Regions from separate parts of the Mus musculus genome. Here region 2 is linked to region 1. The links are chromatin loops, found by intact Hi-C in ENCODE. Cell type or tissue: heart. All regions are shown on one strand.

The links. A loop is a pair of places that touch in the nucleus more often than their neighbours do. Peaks named below come from ENCODE experiments on the same cell type or tissue, not always from the same donor. Only the 100,000 strongest peaks of a DNase experiment are listed, where the experiment ranks them.
Region 2: a loop joins it to region 1, with 2.5 times the contacts of the local background. A loop is called at or near these places in 4 of 42 quality-filtered maps.

Annotation. Positions count from the first base shown.
Region 1 is chr6:42,430,594-42,438,593 of GRCm38, reverse strand. Tas2r126 (taste receptor, type 2, member 126) reads right to left here and starts at 4,059. Exons shown (of 1, transcript NM_207028.1): 1 at 3,133-4,059. The coding sequence starts at 4,059. The coding sequence ends at 3,133. In heart, a CTCF peak has its summit at 4,843 (motif pointing right); a DNase peak (open chromatin) is centred at 4,013.
Region 2 is chr6:42,345,343-42,353,342 of GRCm38, reverse strand. Zyx (zyxin) reads right to left here and starts at 3,515. Exons shown (of 10, transcript NM_011777.3): 1 at 3,224-3,515; 2 at 2,867-3,086; 3 at 2,195-2,397; 4 at 1,981-2,073; 5 at 1,374-1,868. The coding sequence starts at 3,074. In heart, CTCF peaks have their summits at 2,663, 3,515 and 4,215 (motif pointing left); DNase peaks (open chromatin) are centred at 1,532, 2,772, 3,572, 4,092 and 2 weaker places; H3K4me3 peaks cover 4,656 bases; H3K27ac peaks cover 4,149 bases.

The DNA of each region.
Region 1 (8,000 bases):
AGAAAACACATCCCAGAAGATGTCACCTCAACGATGCTGGTCTCTTCTTAATCACCACTAATTTCTTAGCTCCAGCTAACCAGCATCAATAGTCCCAGTAATGCCAAGTTTTTGCTTTAGTAGTTCTGGTATCTTGTTAATCACAGCTGATTCTTCAGCCCCAGCTAACCAGAACCACAGAATCTTCATAATCAAAACAGAAATGGCCCTGAAAAGAGTCTTTAATTTTCCCTCTGAAATTTCACAAACCAGACCTCCATCTTCTACACTGTTCTCAACATTATCTTCCGAGCTCCTACACAACATCTGACAGAGCTCTTAACAGCGAATGGATCTTCAAGCCCAAAGTTCCAAAGTCCTTCCACAGTCCTCCCCAAAATATGGTCAGGTTGTCACAGGAATACCCCACTCTGCTGGTACCAATTTGTCTTAGTCAGGGTTTCTATTCCTGCACAAACATCATGACCAAGAAGCAAGTTGGGGAGGAAAGGGTTTATTCGGCTTACACTTCCATACTGCTGTTCATCACCAAAGGAAGTCAGGACTGAAACTCAAGCAAGTCAGGGAGCAGGAGCTGATGCAGAGGTCATGGAGGGATGTTCTTTACTGGCTTGCCTCCCCTGGCTTGCTCAGCCTGCTCTCTTATAGAACCAAGACTACTAGCCCAGAGATGGTCCCACCCACAAGGGGCCTTCCCCCTTGATCACTAATTGAGAAAATGTCTTACAGTTGGATCTCATGGACACATTTCCTCAACTGAAGATCCTTTCTCTGTGATAACTCCAGCTGTGTCAAGTTGACACAAAACTAGCCAGTACACCTAGTGAAGACAATTTTATCCAAAGCAGATAGTTGCATGCCATTTGACTAAGCACATTTCATAGAATATGAACATATGCAAGATTACAAAGTGTGTGCATGTGCACATTTCTTGGGGAATATATATATATATGATACATGCACATGAGTATGCAGGTACACACATTCATGTGTTTACATACAAAAGCCAGAACAAGACATTGTGTGTCTTCCTGTTTCGGCTCATCAGCTTTGAGATAGGGCCTCTCACTAAACCAGAAGCTCTCCCTTTTGCCGAGGCTAGCTTACCAGCAGCCTTTTAGGATCTTTCGACCTCCTCCCCCCAGTGCCATGGTTATAAGCAGGTCAAGCCAGCTTTTTATGGTGAGAATTCAAATGTAGGTCCTCATGCTTGCTGAGCAAGCCCTCTTACTTGATGACCTAGATTCTCAGTCCCCATATTGTCATAATACCAAAAGATAAGAAATAACCTGGATAACCACAGTCAGGTGACTAAATCATGCTCCATTATACTAAAGAAGAAGCAGAAGGAAGAGGTGACAGAGGAGGAGGAGGGGAAGAGGAGAAAGAGGAAGAAGAAAAGAAGAGGAGGAGGAAGGAGAGGAGGAGTGAGAGGAGGAGGAGAAGGAGGAGGAGGAGCAGTAGCAGCAACAGCAGCTCATTGTGTGCCCACTCAAGCATATCTCTGAGATACACTGTGAAATGGTGAGAGCAAACAACTGAGCAACACACATATTGTACAACCATTTGCATAGAAAAACACAGACACAGCATAGTTAACAGCACATTTGGTTAGGAGTCTAGAGTTACTGGTTTGTAAGTCGATGGACTGGTTCTTGAGGCAGGTATTAATATAAAATAAAATATTTATAGAAGCACAAACAGAAAACTGATAAAAAAGTGCCCTCAAAGAGGATAAGTAGAAGGAAGATTTTTTCCATATATACTCATCAATACAGTTTGAGTTCTTAGCAATACAGTGTATTATGTATTTAAAATGTTTAAATTTAATATGTAGAACCCCTTTCTTCAATACTAAGGTCCACAAGCCCATGCTCACTTAGCTACATATAACCAAGCCAACAAGGCAACTGCTTTTAATCTCCAGGAAGAGTGAAATCTCTATTCGAAGTTCAGTTGCAAGCTAGTCTCTGAAATTTACAAATTGATGCCTTTTGGCAAAAGTTCTCTTTCCCTATGATGCCAGAGAGAGAGAAAGATCTGCAGAAAAGCTACAAAAGGGCATAAGAGGTTACAGGATTCAGACAGGCTCTACTGAAGGCAAGACCAATGAGCTGCCATGGACTTCCAAGAGCTCTTTGTTCTGTCTTACAAACATCCATGTCTAATCACACTTTTTTTCCAAAGTTACCTTTCAAAACATTTGTATAATTCTTAGAGCAAGTTATTTTTATAAACAGTATTTAGAAAAATTAATGCTGTGCTTTTCTTTTTAAAAATGGAATTTGAATATAAAATAAGTGAGATTCTTTTTTTTTTTTTTTTGTAAAGGTGAGATTCTTAAGTCTTTTTCTGAATGAAAGATAATGTTTATTCAATGCAGAAGTGGCTTTGTAGCGTATACCTGGGGAAGTAAAAGGGTTCCCAAAGACAGGAAAATGAGGATTGGTCTTATTTATTTATTTATTTATTTATTTACGGATAACAAGCAAGGGGCGCTGCAGATAGGAGAAAATTAAAGGCAGGAAAAGGAAAATATTATTGAGAAATGATACAGGGTAGCATTAAGAATTTTTCCAGTCATCTTCACAAAACTAAAGCCAAAGTCTCCAAATTTTGGCAAGAGACAAATAATCCCCATACAGTGAAGAGTGATCAGGACTCCTTGCCCCAGCCCCTGCATGCACAGCCACCTGCTCTTTGAGGTTCTCATACTGAGTGCTACTCTGCCTCAGGGACACTTGCTTCCCACCCATGTATATCCCAATGCAGCAGTGACACAAAGTTCTTTTACCTCCCCAGTGGCCAGCCAGATGAGATGATTCAGTTGATCAAGACTATTCCCTAGAGAATGAATCAGTAACAAAAGGAAAACAGACATGAAAGGAACAGGACATATTGTACTTTGCACTTAGATCAATACTGGTCCAGGATTCGGAATTTCCACTTTCATAATATCCTAAGGTAAGGAAGGACACTCTGTATTTTCTTCTCCTCTTTCCCAATGAGGAACCTCACAGTATGACCCCATGCCTGCCTACAAAGACATTTCCACGTAGATGAGCTCACTTCCAAGTGAAGTTACCCTCACCTGAGTCTCTTCAAAGGCTCTAGATAAAGAGACCAAGCCTTCTAGGCCACCCAGAATCCCCTGGCCAACAGGAGTAGCTGCCTGAAGGTGCCGCGGAACCTGAGATTATTGGTGATGAGGATAAATGGATGTACAGACATGCAAAAGTAAAGTATAATTTGCCAGGGCCAATACCACACATTATCTGAGGAGATGAAGACTGTAGCATCAATGATCATGGACACAAAGGACACCGCATAAAGAACCAGGAATGAGATGAGTGACTTCAGGGCTCTGCTGTGAGCCTGGACGTTGGGGTCTTGCAAGCTGTGGGTATTGTGCTGCATTCTTAGCGAATGCCTTCTGAGAGAACTGATCAACAGCAAAATTGAGACCAGAAAAAGAGAACAAGGAATTGACATGGTGACAACTTTCAGAGGCATGAAATAGTCTATTTCCAGCCTTCTGTTCCACTCCTTAAAGGTTGTGTTCCCAGTAAACTTTCTCCTTAAGAATGCCTGATATATAGTGTGGTTTCCCCAAAAGAACAGCAGAGTTACAATGACGGACACCAAGATAGAGCCCAACAAGAACCAGGGCACCAACGCTGGGAATCTCCACTTCAACCACAGGAAGGCAGGATGGGAGAAGTTAGCAATCTTGATACAGAACAGGACGCTGAGCCAGGTACAAAACCAGAAAGTGGCTGAGTTCAAGAAGTCCCAGTGAAGACTAATGAGCTGCCGGGCAAGGCTCCCGGAGTACTCAACCAGATGGAGGAAGTAATAGAAACTGTTGACCAATCCCACACACTGCTGGAAGAATCGGGAGGTGCCCAAACTGAAGAGGATCATGTCCGAGGGGAGCAGCCTACCACGCAGTAGCCATTCCCTGCTCAGCATCAGCACAATGAAGCCGTTGGCCAGGATCCCCAGGAAACAGAGCAGAACAAAGGTCAACATGAAGAAAACTGATAATGTTGGTAGCATTTCAGTCCCTCCTCCTGTCACCACTGATTGCCTTGGTTCCTGGCCTCCTCCCTGCCCCTACCCACAGTCCCTGACACTCCCTTCTGGAGACAGGAGATAAATGGTTGGATTCTGCATGTGAGCCAGAACTTCAATGTGAAAAATGCTCAGGCAGTAGATAAAAGGTGTGCTTTTGGCTCAGATATGATGCAAATATTTCCCGGGCTCGGGTACCATGGGGCAGCAGCTGCTCATGATTTGCCTTCTCTGATTTTGCCTACATGCTGCCATGCTTGCAATAACATCAGTGGGGAAGGTATTTTAATCTTGGTAACTGAGTTCCATCATTCTTATCCCATCATTGCAGGTTGTGACCACTTGCCTCTTCCTATTAGGTGTCAGTAGGTAGGTAGGTAGGTAGGTAGGTAGGTAGGTAGGTAGGTACATAGACGCATAGATATCTGGCACAAGGAGATACCTAGGAAAAATCGTGACACTAAAGAAGTCTTTCTTATCTGAGTTTCCCTGCCATATATCTACCCCCACTCAGGAATAGCCACTCCTAAGTCAATATCTAGGTCTACCTCTCTACCCAAATCTCTACATAAAGCCCCTATGGCTTCTATGGATTAAGTAATTTATAACCATCTAAACTGCTCTTTTTCCAGTGAAAGAACCTATTTCCTTGTGGCTGCAGGACTGAATGCCTAGGTCTCCTACTGGATATTTGTTGGAACACACAGGCTATCATCAGTATTTGCCACGTAGTCATATTTAAATATGGCCACTGACTTATTTCATTAGACCAGCAGAGGGAGGCATGAGCAAGATAGAAATAACACAATCCTAGGAATGTCACCCTAGCCTTCTTTGCCTGTGTTATTAACTAGAAACACAAAGCACTGTTACAGAATAAACAACACGTTGGACTCCTTTGATTAGACTCAAGTCACAGCTCTTATCCACTTCAAAAGTGGGGGATCACAAAGTCACAAAAGTCTGGGTTGGTATTCATGAAGGCCACCTTAGATTTGTCTACCACAAAGATACTTGAGAGTCCCCCATCTACTAGCACAAACATTAAAGGGACCCCTACTGGAGCAGGTTGAAAAGTAAAACCATTTTAACGTATCTGTCATCTCAGAGAGTTACTTTTTCAATTACTTTTATGTGTGACAAGGACACATAAGATCTACTCTTTCAGCAAGAGGCAAGTGTATACTCTGGTATGGCTAGCTGCTGTCTGTCACACAGCTATACATTCAGCCTCCAGGACTGAGTTCTTAGCTGAATTTTTGTACTCTATGACCAACATCTTTCTCTTCATTCCCTTATCCTAGATCCCTAGTAACATCACTGTGATTTTGACTTATTTTGGTTATTTTAGGTCCCACAAGTAAAGTCATTTAGTGTGTGTCTTTCCTTGTCTAGAATTCTTTGCTTAGCTTAATGTGTTCTAGAACATAATGCCCATTTGTGTTGTTTCACATAGTAGTATGTCATTATTTAAGGCTGAATAATATTTTATACTGGTTATATAACTTATTTCTTCATTCATTTACATATTAATACTTTCTTAGGTTGCCTCCATGTCTTGGCTACTGTCACTGATATTGTAACGGACATGAAAGTGCTTATATCTCTGATTTATGATTTTACTTCCTTTGGGTATTTGCTGTTCTGGTTTGAATATGCTCGGTCCACACCAAAACTCATGCTGAACATTGGTTCCAGTGTAGCCATATTAAATGGTGTTGAGAACTTTCAGAGGTGAGAGTTCATTAAGAGAGGTTTTTTTTTTCATGTACACTCGCTCTCTAGCAGGACTAGCAAGGATTGGTTTCCTTGAACAACTGAAGTGATGGCAGTGTCTCCCTGACCTTTTGATGTGGGACTGTCTTCTGCATCCACCCACTTACCTCACATGACACCTTCCTTTACTAGAAGCTCCGCAAACACCAGAGCCATAATCCTGAGCTTCTAAACTCTGAGAAGGAATAACCCATTCTTTTTAAAAACTACCCAACATAAAGTATTTTGTTAGAGTGACAGAAAAGAAACTAAGATATAACATACACCCAAGAATGGGACTGTTGAATGATAAATTAATTTCTCTCTCTCTCTCTCTCTCTCTCTCTCTCTCTCTCTCTCCTTCTCCAGTAAACATCTATATTATTTCCCAAACTGCCTATACCAATTTACATTTCAACCAGTACATACAGGAACTTGTTTTCTCTGCCTCCTCCCCACCACTTATCTCCTTTTGGTAAGCACTAACAGGTGTGAGGTAATGCTTCTTCATGGTTTGATTTGCATTTCTCTGAGTCGATGGTGCTGAGCCCATTTTGAGCCCATTTCAGACATTTCTTGTCTGTTTGTATGCCACTTTTGAAAACTATCATCATCTCAGATCCTTTGCTCACATTTAAATCAGGTTGTTTGGGGATGATTTTGCTATTGAGCTGTATAATTCCCTTACAATTTTCTTCTTTCTTAGTGAAGAAACCATTCTTCCCACATTGCCTATTCTTGGCACCCAAGTCAAAGTTCAGTTGCCTGCGTGTGTGTAAAGTTAAGTCTGAGCTCTCTGTTGTGTCTGGTTGGTCTGTATATCTGGTTTTATCACAGTACCATGTTGTTTGCATTCTTTTGGGTTGGTTACTGGAAATTTACTGCGTTCCTTCTGTTTTGTATTTCTTTGATCTTCCTTGTCCCATATAACCTTGTGTGTAATGTTTGTATGCCTGAAGGAATAATTATCTTTACCACTGTACCGATTGCTTCCTTTACTGTGCATGGACTTTTTATTCTGATATAACCCTCCTTCTCTATTTTAGTTTTCCTTCTCTGTATTTTCTGTGTGATATCACAAAGCTCAGTGTCCATATCGATGTCAGGAAGTGTTCACTTGTCTTTACTTCTTATAGTTTTATGATTTAAGATCTTAGGTTTGAGTGTTCAACCTATTTTAAGCAAGTTTGTGTATCAAGTAATATAAGGGTCTGGCTTCATTTTTCTACCTATTTATATCTAGTTTCCCCCATTTCCCCCAGAATCATTTATTGAGGAAACCATCTTTTCCCCAATGCATATTCTTGGCATTTTAGTCAAAATTCAGCTGACCACAAATGTATAAACTTGAGTCTGATCTCTCTGCAGACTCATTATCTATATGTCTTGTTTTCAGTACCATATTTTATACATTCCTTTAGAATGGTTACTGAAACATTGTTATACTTCTTTTAATGTTGTATTTCCTTTATATTTTTTATGTTCATATAATCTTAGGTGTGAATTCTGCATAATCAAAGAAGCAATTATCTTTCACATATTCTACAAACGAGTTTTAAAGAAACCAAACAAAACAACCCTGAGATTCCACCTAACACCAGTCAGAATGGCTAAGATCAAAAATTCAGGTGACAGCAGATGCTGGTGAGGATGTAGAGAAAGAGGAACACTCCTCCAATGCTGGTGGGATTGCAGGCTTGTACAACCACTCTGGAAATCAGTCTGGTGGTTCCACAGAAAATTGGACATAGTACTACTGGAAGATCCAGCAATACCTCTTCCTGGGCATATATACCCAGTAGATGTTTCAACTTGTAATAAGGACACATGCTCCACTATGTTCATAGCAGCCTTATTTATTATATACAGAAGCTGGAATGAACCCAGATGTCCCTCAACAGAGGAATGGATACAGAAAATGTGGTACATTTACACAATGGAGTACTACTCAGCTATTAAAAACAATGAATTTTTGAAATTCTTAGGCAAATGGATGTATCTGGAGGATATCATCCTGAGTGAGGTAACCCAATCACAAAATAACTCACTTAATATGTACTCACTAGTAAGCGGATATTAGCCCAGAAACTTAGAATACCCAAGATACAATTTTCAAAACAGAAGAAAATTGAGAAGAAGGAAGATCAAAGCGTGGATACTTCATTCCTCCT
Region 2 (8,000 bases), 85 kb after region 1:
CAGACGCTGAGCCTCCCCAGCATTTGTGTCCTCCCCAGCTGCTTATCAGTCGCTGCTTCCTTTAGGCTCTTCCTTTGGAACAGCTATCATCCACAGATCGCATTTCTCACTGCAACTAATACTGCTGTGGCCCAGGAGAGAACTCATCTGCATCACAGATCTCTCTGCCTCTAATGTGCATCTCAGCTGGAAAAGCTTTGAAGTATGACTTTCACCAGTCCTCCTGGCCAAACCACACACAACTGAGAAACCATCAGTGATTCTCCAATATGCATACATACCTTATTGGAGATTTGGCTCCCTAGTATGCCTACCAATCTCCACCAATCTCAAGTACAGCACAAAGTCTGTTTCCTGTGCTTTCTGTTCTCCTAATAGCCCTCAAGTGTTCATACCCTAAAATTTCACACAAGCTCTTCCCACCTAATGCTATTCTCAATCCTTTGTGGATTCTCAAGTCCTCAAGTCATTGAAGGCAGACTAACCTCAAGAAGCTGTTCCTAAGTTGCCAGTCCCCATGTTGGGTCATAGTTTCAAACCCCTGTAACTCATTGATTCTGAGCTATACTTATTCCTTCCTTATTCCTCCAGTGTATCGGAACACAGACATTTACAGTTACCAGTAAGATTACCAGAAGGTCCCTTCAACTCAGAAGATCTCTTTCCCTGAACTAACAACTGGCAACAACTGTACTGTCTGTTTCTATTTTGAGCTTTTATGTGCTAGACTAAGAAGATAAGCTGACTTGCTCTTCACCATTGTTTGGGATGGGTAGCTATTTCAAAGTCAGGTGGGGAGGGGGGGAAGGCTCAAAGTTCACCCAATGTTACTAGGGTCTAAAGACTTGTGAGAAACAGGCTAGACATTCTACCCTAGACCTGTGACTTCAGAAGACTGAACCTGTTGGAGAGGTCTCTCGTGCCCACGGGCCCAGCCTCCATAGCACAGAGCAGTGCCTGGCAGTCAGCTGAGGCTGGCCCAGTAAATGTTTACTGGTGCTGACAATACTTTAATCTCTAGATGGGCCCTCAGGCGATGAAAGTGCTCAGAAAACCCAGGAGCCTAGGGATTAAGTCAAGGCCCAGGAATGGGAAAAACTAAGGTTGGGCTAGTGACCTCATTCTCCCCTTCAACACTCCAAGGCAGAGGCAGAAGGGAAAGTTGTATCCTCTTACTGCTAAGCCCTAGCTGCTCTACCGATTGACCCAGGCCCCAGGTAGCCCCAGACTTCCTCCAGAACTTTCTCTATGGCCTGCCAGATAACCCTACACTTCCCCCACCGCCACACCCACTCTGGCTCCTCCGGTTCTCTACCCCACCCTCTTGCCCTTTTACTCTGCAGTCCATTGGCCTCAGCCTGTGGCCTCCTCACCTGGTTTTGGTTTTGAGCTGGTGGAGGCTGTGGGTGCTGCTTCTCTTGAACTAGGGGCTTCTCCTTCTGCTGAGCATAGGTGAAGCTAGGGGGCTGAGGGGAGCCTGTGCTCACAGAAGAAGGAGCATCCGGAGGCACCATTTTTTGATTGGGCTGTGGCCCAGGTCCACTTGGAGCACCAGGGCTGAACTTGGAAACCACGGGAGTAAATTTAGGAGCCACTGGAGCAAACTTAGGTGCTGGAGTTGGTGCCTGAGAAAGGGGACCCCGGGGCTGTGTATTAGCAGAAGACACAGGCTGGGGTTGGACATGGGGCTTGGCCTGAGGCTGGACATGGAGCTGGACCTGAGGCTTGGCCTGCGGCTGAGGTGGTGGCTGGGAGCTAGAAGGGGTCTTCCAAGGAGGCAAGGGTGCTGTGCCCCCAGGGGCAGGTTTGGTACTAGGCTTGGGAACAAATGGAGTGGCAACTGGTGGGGGTACATATCCGGATGATACCTGCAAGGAGAAGCAGAGGGGAGAGAAATGCACTTAGACGAGGTTGTCATCTCTTCCTTGCATTCCCTCCTCTCCTTCTAGGCCCAGACTTTCCTACTGTCCTGCCCCTTACCCGGGCTTTGAAGGGATCGTTCTTGGTCATGTCGTCCAGCAGTGAGGACAGAGAGTCAATCTCCAGGTCAATACTGCACACTTTCTCCCTGGGCTGGAGGGTCAAGGGTCAGAGCACCCATCCCAGTCTTCCCTTGTCACCCCACTCCTCTCCAGCCCATGGAGGTGTCCCCCACCCCATCTCCAGCAAAGCTGCCCTTCCAAGCCCTCCCTACCTGCGGTGGGAGCTGGGTAGGGGCCTCAGGCCCTCCCTCCTCCTCCAGTGGAGGTGGAGGGGAGGGGAAGATGTCCTCCTCCAGAGGAGCAGGGGGGAATGGTTCCTCGATCATCGGGGGAGGTGGAGGTGGGAAGGCACCTCCCAGGGCACCCTCTGAGTCGTCGCCCTCCCCAATAAGGGGAGGAGGGGGCAAAGGAAAGTCTGGGTAGGAAGGAGAGAAAAGGCTATCAGTACCGACCCTCTTTCCTCCTCTCCTCAGACGACTGCTTTAACCCCTAATCCAAGAACTCTTTCCTGCATCCCAAGAGTGTGTGCAGACCATAACGAGGGGCTCAGGATGCCCTGGGCGAAGCAGGTCGAGTGAGAACGAGCCAGGTTGAAGAACCGTGCAGCTCCCGTTACACTTCAGAGAACGGATCCAGAGGGGAAGATTCCTGGCCCACATTCCCGCCTCCTACCCCCAGGCGGGAGACTTGGAACAGTCCCAAGGGTCCTGGCTCCCAGCCAGGAGCTCCAAGATGAGGTAAGAACATCTGCTCAGGACAGGGTAGCCACCCAGCGCCCAGCCCCCTCCGCAACAGCCTTTTCAGACAACCCCAAATTCCCCAAACCACCGACCCCCACCCCTGGCGCCCGAGAAAGATCAGGGCCCCCAATCCCAGCCGCATACCTTCCGGGGGTGGTGGTGGGATCTCGCCCACCCGACCCATCTGCGCTCTTTGGGCCCCGGCTGCTACAGGAGGCTCGCTGTCCCCAGGCCGGAAAGGATTCACTTTGGGCTTTGGGGCCACAACCGGGGCGAACTTCTTCTGCGGGGCGTAAAACGCGGGGGCCGAGACGGAGACGGAGATCGCGGGAGGCGGGCGGGGGGCCGCCATGGCCAGGCCGGGCTGCAGGGGGTGGGGTCGTCAGGTTACGCAGAGCGGTGTCGGACTGACACTCCTCGGTCTAAGCGCCCCTCGGTGACCCCACCCGCGCCTCCCCGCGTCCCCTTCCCGGGGCGGCGGAGCTTCTCCCCGCTCCTCACCGCGCGCAGGAGCGTGAGAGGCGCGTCTCGGATGACCGCCTCGGCGCCGAGTCCGCGGACTCTGCGTCCCGGTCCGGAGCCGCTTCTAGCCAAGCGGGGAGGGACGTCGTGCACGGGAAGGGAGGGAGGGGGCGGGGAGAGAGCGGCGCCCAGACCATACAAGGAGCGGCCCGGAGAGGGGGCGGGGAGAGACCGGGGAGGGAGGACCCGACAGGAAACTCCCCCAGGAAGGGGCCCAGGTCCTGCCCCGGGCTCCAGGCTCTGCAAAGGTCCGCCTGCGGCCTCCCTACTCACCACCGCCCCCGCCGGGCACAGACCACCCTTCCCCAGCACAGGCCTCTGATGTCATTTCCTGACCTGCCACCTACCCCACCTCCCTCCTCCCGACCCGCGAGTGCTGGAGAACTGACTCACTGTCCGCACTCCAGGCTGAGCAGGCTGGCTAGTAATCCCAGCGGTCCTGAAGCAGCTCAGTCGCGCACCCCGGGCCTGCCTGCCATTGACCGACCCCGCCCCTCCCTGCAGCTTCAGCTCCGCGTCCCACGTGTCCTGTGGTCAGTCCCGGAACGCAGGACTGGGATGGAACTGTACTCCTGGGTGGGCGGGGGATGGTGAAGGGACGTTGGCCCTGCGGGCACTTGGCTCCCAGGCCGGCCTTCTGTAACCCACTAGTGTGTGAGCAGGAGCCTAAGCTGGGGGAATGCTAACTTCCTGAGCTAGGCAGCCTCTTAAGGCTTCTAGGAATTCGCTTTGCCCTAGACCCGCCTGCAATAGTATTGCCCCGGGGACAAGAGTCCAGTGCTTTGAGTCCAGGAATGGAGGTACAAGGGCGAAGTCAGGGCGAGTGGTCAGACAACCTAGGAAGACCCAAATAGCCCCCGGGGACTAGTCCTTGAGGATCCCTTCAGCAAGCCTTTCCCAGTCCCTCAAGAGTCTTTGGGTTGTCAGCGCGCCCCGGGACAAAGCTCGGTGGAGCCCCCCACTGGTCCTACCAGATTCCTCAGCCTGAGACTGCCCCAGGCTACATGAAAGAGATATGACTAAGCTGGTGTCTGCTTTTCTTACTTTCTTAATCTTGCATCTTTCCCTTCCGATCTTCTTCTTCTTCTTCTTTTTTTTTTTTTAAACAACACACGGAAACTTCGTCCAAATTATAGAGTTACGAGCTAGAGCCTCTAGTCCAATATCCAACCCTCGGTGCTTCCTTTGGTTTCGCCCTGTCATCCCTGGCTGAGGCTCCAAACCTTGGCGCTCCCCATCTGCTGCACCCTACTGTCCAGTATGGTTGGTCAGTATATGTCCTTGAGCTATGCTTTAGGGGCATGCAAACTAACCCCATGAACCTAGGATAAGAAACTGGGGGATGTTACCTGAAAAGACGGCCCCAAGGGTTGCACTCAGGTCAGAGTTAATTAACCCTGTTGGCAAAGATGGAGAAACTCCGTGAGGTCAGGGAGCCTGGTTTCCAACTCAGTGGACAAGATTTTTCATTCATTCGGTTTCATTGCCTCCATTGTAAAAGGGATGGCATTTAGTTCGTTTGCCTGCTGCTTTATGTGAAGAGATAAATAACATGCCATGCCTGAAAATTCTATATAGTTCTCAGTATTACTTCCAAGTTCCAGCCTGGAAAACAACGGAAATTTCCAGCCAGTTAACCTAGGCAGCTTTCTCTCACATGCTCCCTTCTAGCTTGCCAGGCAGGTTTACTGTGTCTTAGGAGATTCAAAGCCCTCTCCTACTGTCAACCTTAAGCCTTGAGTCATATCTATGACTATACATTCATCATCTTTCCAGGCCCCGCTAGTCTCTCTTTTCTCTGTCATCTTAATGTTTCCATCACCAGTGTTTTGCGTTTCATGTGTGACCATACATGACACAAAGTGCTCAGGTAGACACACCCTAACATGCACGAGCTGGTCCTAGGCCTGTTCCTATGAAGATCTGTTAGAAATTTGATACTGGATTTACTCTGTGTGTCGGAGATTGTTTCTTGGGCTTTTCAGACCAAGAGTCATCACCATCCTTCTAAATATGCCTGTATGGGGAAATGGAGTTTCCAGATAACTTTATAAGAGTAAAAGCCACCTACCCTCTAAAAGCCTCTTTAAGGAACATCGGAAAATAGAGTCTGTTTAATTGTTGGCAGCTGAACCTATTTATAAATCAAGAATAGGAGAGTGTGTAGGCAGACTCAATTTCACAGACAACTAAGAGCATTCAAGATGCAGAATATTAGAGCTTAGAGTTTTAAGCCAGCCGTTTTAAGTACAAATTAGAAACAAAACAGAATTTCTGAAAGGGTCAGAGTGACTGGCCCAGGATTTCTCAGGTGGAGGTTAGAGTCAAATGTTCAACATCCTTAATCATCAGGGAAATGCAAATCAAAACAACCCTGAGATTCCACCTCACACCAGTGAGAATGGCTAAGATCAAAAATTCAGGTGACAGCAGATGCTGGCGAGGATGTGGAGAAAGAGGAACACTCCTCCATTGTTGGTGGGATTGCAGGCTTGTACAACCACTCTGGAAATCAGTCTGGCGGTTCCTCAGAAAATTGGACATAGTACTACCGGAGGATCCAGCAATACCTCTCCTGGGCATATATCCAGAAGAAGCCCCAACTGGTAAGAAGGACACATGCTCCACTATGTTCATAGCAGCCTTATTTATAATAGCCAGAAACTGGAAAGAACCCAGATGCCCCTCAACAGAGGAATGGATACAGAAAATGTGGTACATCTACACAATGGAGTACTACTCAGCTATTAAAAAGAATGAATTTATGAAATTCCTAGCCAAATGGATGGACCTGGAGAGCATCATCCTGAGTGAGGTAACACAATCACAAAGGAACTCACACAATATGTACTCACTGATAAGTGGATACTAGCCCAAAACCTAGGATACCCACGATATAAGATACAATTTCCTAAACACATGAAACTCAAGAAAAATGAAGACTGAAGTGTGGACACTATGCCCCTCCTTAGAAGTGGGAACAAAACACCCATGGAAGGAGTTACAGAAACAAAGTATGGAGCTGAGATGAAAGGATGGACCATGTAGAGACTGCCATATCCAGGGATCCACCCCATAATCAGCTTCCAAATGCTGACACCATTGCATACACTAGCAAGATTTTACTGAAAGGACCCAGATGTAGCTGTCTCTTGTGAGACTATGCCGGGGCCTAGCAAACACAGAAGTGGATGCTCACAGTCAGCTAATGGATGGATCACAGGGCTCCCAATGGAGGAGCTAGAGAAAGTACCCAAGGAGCTAAAGGGATCTTCAACCCTATAGGTGGAACAACATTATGAACTAACCAGTACCCCTGAGCTCTTGACTCTAGCTGCATATGTATCAAAAGATGGCCTAGTCGGCCATCACTGGAAAGAGAGGCCCATTGGACACGCAGACTTTGTGTGCCCCAGTACAGGGGAACGCCAGGGCCAAAGGGGGGGAGTGGGAGGGTAGGAGAGTGGGGGTGGGTGGGTAAGGGGGACTTTTGGTATAGCATTGGAAATGTAAATGAGCTAAATACCTAATAAAAAAAAAAATAAAATAAAAAAAAAATAAAATAAAATACAGACAGCAAGAAGAATTTACCCTGATGATTCCTGGCGGGTTTTCCTAAGCAAGCATTTCTATTTGATGTTCTTGGGTAGTATGAGTGATGTGTAGGAAGCCAATCAATGTCTCCACTTCAAGCATGTAGTAAACCTGGGAGAGGAAGCCAGAAAATGGCCACTGACCTTGGCTACTAAAATATCCTTACACACTTCCCAGGCTTTATATCCATTAGATATGAGAAGCCCCCACCCCAAAGGTATACACTACAAAGTGTGACATTCCAAGCATTCATGGAAGAAACAGCATAGTGACCAAAGAGAGAATTGCAAAGCAACGATACTATGAGAAGTTTTATCAATATGCTGGCTATAAGCAGACAAAAGAGTAACGATATGACGCACTACGGTAAGCATCAGTGTACTGCTGAAACATCAACAATGACTGCAATAATTGCTCACACTCATGCTAGGTACAGCTCAATGGTACAGTGCCTGCCTAGCATGCATGACACCTCGGGCTTGATCTCCAGCAGCACACCTATGTGCACACATAGCTAACTAGATGTTGGATTCTTAACTCCTAAACGACATAATTTTTTGTAAGACAGTATGTTGGTTAGTTTTTTGACAATTTGACACAGCTAAAGTCATCTTGGAAAAAGGATGCCTCAAATGCCTCCATCGGATTGCTTTCTAGGCAAATTTGTAAGACATCTTCTTGATTGATTGATTGATTGATTGATTAGATTATTGCTTTTTTCGAGACAGGGTTTCTCTGTGTAGTCTTGGCTTTCCTGGAACTCAGCCTGTAGACGAGGCTGGCCTTGAACTCAGAGTTCTGCCTGCCTCTGCATCCCATGTGTTGGGATTAAAGGTGTGCACCAGCACTGCCCTGCCATCTTCTTGATTTATGATGAATGTGGGAGAGCCTTGCTCACTGGGGGCCATGTCATCATTGGACAGGTAGTCGTGGGGTGTCCATAAAAACAAGCTGAGCTAGCCATGAGGAGCAAGCCAATGAGCAATATTCTTTTATGGTCTCTGCTTCAGTTCTTTCCTCCATATCTTGAATGCTTGCCTGGCTTCCCTCGGTGATGGACTGTAACCTGGGATGTATAATCCAAATAAACCTCTCCTTCCTGTCAGAATTAGATTCTGTCTATCCATGTATGTACTTGTGCACATGAACGTGCATTCTGCAC